2 separate regions of the Mus musculus genome follow, and region 2 is linked to region 1. Evidence: chromatin contacts called from ENCODE Hi-C data. All regions are on one chromosome and are shown on one strand. Each heading gives the region's core, a stretch centred on a gene start or an enhancer-like site at or near the end of the contact. The rest is flanking DNA. Distances are from core to core; before and after follow the strand shown. Region 1 holds the start of Gtf3a (general transcription factor III A). Region 2 holds the start of Pomp (proteasome maturation protein).

Evidence for each region. Hi-C counts contacts between places; a loop is a spot of excess contacts on that map.
Region 2: a map of T-helper 17 cell shows a loop between it and region 1 (2.9-fold over the local background). The contact joins the promoter of Pomp here to the promoter of Gtf3a in region 1. A Hi-C loop is called at or near these places in 2 of 37 maps with a recorded cell type or tissue (T-helper 17 cell and v-Abl transformed pro-B cells).

Annotation. Positions count from the first base shown.
Region 1 is chr5:146,947,207-146,949,906 of GRCm38, reverse strand. It overlaps Gtf3a (general transcription factor III A), which reads right to left and starts at 1,250. Exons shown (of 9, transcript NM_025652.3): 1 at 932-1,250. The coding sequence starts at 1,126.
Region 2 is chr5:147,859,346-147,862,045 of GRCm38, reverse strand. Pomp (proteasome maturation protein) reads right to left here and starts at 1,418. Exons shown (of 6, transcript NM_025624.3): 1 at 1,355-1,418. The coding sequence starts at 1,357.

The sequences.
Region 1 (2,700 bases), core at 1-2,500:
AACCGAAGGAAACAGCTCCCAGCCCCAAACACAATCTCCAAGTGGGACCCTGGAGGTGGGGAAGGGGATGCTGTCATGAATCCACAGTAAAGCTATATCATATCCTAACATCCAGTTCTGTGTTTCCCAACTATGGAAATAATCTGAAATACAGGAAAGGTGGCATCAAGCCTTCAATCACAGCCAGTGGACAGGAAGACACAAGTGAGCCACACTGCTCAGCACGGCGTCAAAGAACCTTGTTCAGATCCAGTCCCAGGGCAGGACCCGTACTAATCAAATTATTGTCGAGTTTGGAACAATAAACACAACTTCAAAGCCACGTGTGGTGGTGCACACCTTTAATACTAGCACTCTGGAGGCAGAGGCAAGTGGATCTTTGAGTTCGAGGCCAGTCAGGTCTACAGAGTGAGTTCAGAGTGAGTTACACAGAGAAACCCCGTCTCAAAAAAACAATGATAATAATGATGATGGTGATGAACCACAACTTTTAAGTGTCCACTAGAAAGCAAGCTCTGCCTCGGACACAGGGACAAAGAAAGGCCAAAATGTGGGAACAGAATGGTCAAAGAGAAACAGGGATAAAGTTACAAAGTATGTTATGAGGGACAACAGTGGGTTGGTAAGTCTGTCAAGAGATAGACCAGGGTACAACCAAATATAAGAACCAGGGTAAAGGGCCAAGCAGGAAGGCTTTTCCTGACCACCTTTACCCACAGCCTTAGTACCCGACCAAAGCCCGCCTGCAATTAAAAGGGTGCACACTTGTTGCTTGCAGGAAATCCTGACATCCTAGAATTCGGTCTTTGCAGAGCGCCTGCCCTGCCCTGCCCTGCCCTGCCCTGCCCTGCCCTGCCCTGCCCTGCCCCAGCCAAGCCCAGGACGCAGCCCCTGCGCCAGGCCCTGCCGTGCACACGGGCGGCCAGGTTACCTCCCCCGTGTGTTTGCATAGGTGCGCGTCTAGCTTCCAGGCTTTGTTGTAACTGGCGCTGCAGTCGGGAAAGGAGCAGATGAACCTGCTGGGCAGCGCGGGGCGCGGCGGCGCGGGGCCCTCACAGGCCCCGACGAACGCATCCGCGATGGTCAGCGACGACACCGCTTCCGCGACTGACACCCGCGGCTCCAGGGCGACACGATCGGGCCCGGGCTGACGCGGGGCAGCCACGTGCCGTCCCCGGGAACGCGGGACGCAAGCCACTGGCGCCCGGAGACTTTGAACTTCCGGGAACGCGGCCCGCTAAGGCTCCAGGCCCCGCCCCTTAGCCCCCCCCCCACGCGCGCCACGACTGCGCATGCTCCCAGAGGCCGTAGAGCCCGGTTGCACATGCGCATCCAGGACTCGTCCACGGCGAGAGGCAGCCAGGCTCTGGGCTCTGGTTTCGCGGCTTAGGGAAACGGAAGCGCTGCTTAAACGTCCCAAATATCAACCTGACATGACTTAAGGTGGCCTGTTTTTCACATTCCAGTTTTGCCCTCTGCATCCTGCCACTAGCCTCAGGACATGGTGAATCCCAAGCTTGTCTGCTCCTTCGAGTCACGTGGAATTTTTTTTCAAAATTCCGAAGCCCAGAACTTAACCAGGACCAATTAAACCTTAATTTCTGACAGCAATTGTGCTGGTGTTTTGTCAACTTTCCTTTTGTATCACTGAGTCCTCTAGTGTTTGACGCTGTTTTCAGTTGTGGGATTTCCTCTTTCCCTTATCTTGATTTAATCTCCGTAATGGCAGAGACTGGAAAATACCCTATTCGAATCCTCCCTGGCAAAGTGTAGTGCATCAATGAAGGGCAGAACCGATCTTTCTGCTAGTTGGATGACGACAACCATGGGAAATCTTAAAGCTTGTTTGTTTGTTTGTTTGTTTGTTTGGTTTTGGTTTTTCGAGACAGGGTTTCTCTGTATAGCCCTGGCTGACCTGGACTTCACTTTGTAGACCAGGCTGGCCTCGAACTCAGAAATCCGCCTGCCTCTGCCTCCCGAGTGCTGGGATTAAAGGCGTGCGCCACCACACCCAGCTTTTTTTTTTTTTTTTTTTTTTTTTTAATGAATATCTTTACTGAAGAAGGTTAAAATGTACTTTATTCCAGTCAAACTAATCTACAAGAAAAAGGATTGAATGGAGGGCGGTCTCAACACTGTTGACAGGTCATTCTCTGTGCGGCCCTGTTGGGATCTCATGCTCACGGCCCCCTCTGCTCCTTGTAGTCATGCCCCATGCGCATGTGCAGATTGCTGGCCGGCTCTTCCTTCCTTCCAGTCCCTCTTCCCCTTTCTCACTCTCTTGTCTGCTCTACCCCATCAGCGGACACTCTTCTTTCAGCTCCAGTCTTCTGTCTCTCCTTTTCCCTGAAGATGAGCTTCTAGAAGATTCTGAGATCCCACCCCTGTGACCATTGTTTTCCAAGGATTTTGGTCTCAGTCAAGCAGCCTGGACTTCTTCATCTTCTTTTTCTCCTCCTGCTTGATAACCCTGGTTAGACAATATGGGACCCAGCCAGGATTCAGGTTCTTTCCAGACCCTAACATACCAGTTTCGGGAATGGGGAGTGTGTTTGGGGGAGGGGGGCAGATTGTGAGTCATGAACATGGACAGAACTAGCCCAGTAGTGGTAGTGCATGGCTTTAACCCCACACAGGAGGCAGAAACAGGTGGATCTCTGAATTCAAAGCCAGCTTGCTCTTACAGAGTGAGTTCCAGGA
Region 2 (2,700 bases), core at 169-2,668, 910 kb before region 1:
TATGATTAAAAATAAATGCAGCTAGTTGAAACAGTGCAAAAGGCTAAAAACAGCTCCTTTGGAACTGTCACTGTCACCCGACATCTGACAGCACAAACTGCTTAGATACAGGTGACCTGGTCTCTGTTACTAGTCTAGACCAAACAATTCTGAGAAAGCAGCTAGTTGATAGACTTACTTCACCTGTGTATTTGACCTGGCAGCTCGCATGGGGGGGAATGTCAGCAGCCCCAACTGGGTCTTGCTTGAGCCTCACCAGTCTCCCCAATTCTGCACAAGGTTTCCCCAAAACACACCACCTCACCAACAAAATCGCTAACAATCTCCTTCTAGACCTCATTAACATCTGAGAAATAGAGTTCGGGGCTCCAACTCTATAATTCAAGGGCCTGGTACTGTTGGTGTCCCCACTCTTCACACAGGAAACCACGGGGATCAGGAAGACAACAGGTAATCTATCCTGGACAGTCACCTACTCCGTGACTGCCAGTCAAGCACAGACTTCCAGGACTGGCCCTGTCTATGATTATAGCTGTCCCAATGCTGACTGACACCACTACAGTACAGTGTTCTCCTGGGGACAGATGTACTGAAAAGCACCAAAGGAGAAGTTTCGCTACACACAAAGGGGAAATTCTGAACTCTAGTATTGCTGTTACTATCGTCCCGGTGTCCTTTTGTAAAATATGAGGACTCCTTAAGGTTCTAGTTCAGTGTCAGATACAAGTTAAGTCTATGAAGACCTAAAAACCATTCATATTTCAGCGTTTCTCACATTCCTTTACACTGGTTAGCGGTCTCTGCCAATCCAAGCTTTCTGGACGTGGGCAGATGGCGTGCGGAGGAGTGCCATAGTGACTCAGGACTATGCTCAAAGAGAAACAGAAAGTGGGGCAGGAGGAGAGGCCAGAAGGGGAGGAGAGGCCAGAGGGGGATGCGAGGGAGTTCAAGCACTAACTATACGAACAAAACGGGAGCGACACATGGCACACAGAGAGATGTTTGTAAACCGAGGCTGAGCTGTACGAATGCAACGGGCGGTCGTGCGCCTTGGCGGGTGTAGGGGTGCAGTCACCCTAAGGGAGAAGGCACGTGGCGTGTCCCAACACGCACACAAGGCTTGGCTTTCGGAGGTGCCCAGTGCATGGAGTGCATCCGCCTCCACTGCTGGGAAGGGGCGCTGTGGCCTGGGAGGCCCGGGGAACTGACCCGCGCCGTCCGATCGGAGCCAGGACCACCCGAGAGAGTGCAGCCCGGGTCCCGCCCACGTCAGACACCCGCCGGGACCGGGCAGTCGCGATCGTGCCCGCACCACGAGTACCCGCCGCGACGGCGGCCCTCCGCGCTCACTCACCATCTTTGAAACAGCTCTGTGAGATCTATAAACCTGCTCGAGTCCGCCGGCCAAACCGCTCACTTCCGTTTCCGGGGCCGAGACGCCCACCCCTCCGCCCCATCCGCCGGAAGTGCGTCCTTCCGGCCAGGAAGGAAAGGGGGCGTGGGAGGAGCAGGGAGTAGCGTTGGGCCGGGGCTCCCACGCTCGCTGTCCCCCGGTGAGCGAGGGCCAAGGGCGCAGCTCGGGTGTGCACTGGCCCTGGCCTCGCGGGACGGTGTTAGATGGGCGTGTGCAAATGCACAGACTTCCCACGGGCCATCCAAGGACGCACGGTGGTGATTTACATAAAGTCCTTCTGCTGAGTCAAAAGTGGGACAACAGGCCTTTACGGTTTTATAAATCGAAGGTCCGAGGCTGGGTATGTGTAGAACCTAAGGAAAGGACCAAGCTAGCTTAGGCACCGAGCCTCAGGCAGAGGCGGGCTCCAGGGTTGTGGGGTGTGGATATTTCCGAACTTGGGGGGCAATCACAACCTGAGTCCCAAGTCAGGTCTGGCCACCGGTTCGTTCATAATAAGCAACTTAAAAGCGGGAGGCAGAAGGCGGCGATATGGTCAGTGTGGCCAGACTGGAAGACAGCAAAGACTTGGGAGGTTCCCTGGGACTAAGTCCTTTTCGGTGACATGGGGGTGGTGGTGGTGACAATTTTAAGTCAGGGTCATCAGAGCTAACGTATGTCAGGCTCTTAGAATTACAAATAACGTGGTTCTACATGTTGTACATGAGTCATCTCCCTAAGTCTTTTCATTAAGCTTTTTTTTTTTTTTTTGTTATTCGAGACAGGGTTTCTCTGTGTAGCCCTGGCTGTCCTGGAACTCACTCTGTAGACTAGGCTGGCCTCGAACTCAGAAATCCGCCTGCCTCTGCCTCCCAAGTGCTGGGATTAAAGGCGTGCACCACCACGCCCGGCTTTTCATTAAGCTTTTTAAAATTAATTTTTAAAGGATTCCTCTAAAACGTTTTGTTTGACTGTCTGCGTGTGCATCAGGTGTGTGCCTGGTGCCCTCACACTCTTTTGCAACATTAGCGGTGTTTGCCAACACGAAAGAGTCTTAGGGTCTTATAGGACTGGAGTTATAGGTAGATGGTTGGGAACCACCCTCTGGGTGCTGGGAAAGGGACGCAACAGATGCTCTTAACCGCGGAGCCATCTCTCCAGCCCTGTTGCTCACATTATGAGAGTATGGCATAGCACGAAGGAGAAGAAGACAAAACAGGTCTTAGCTGTGCTGGCCGGAGGATGAGGCGGCTGGTCACTTGGGTTCTGCAGTCAGAAGCAGAGAGAAATGAATGTCGTCCTCTTGT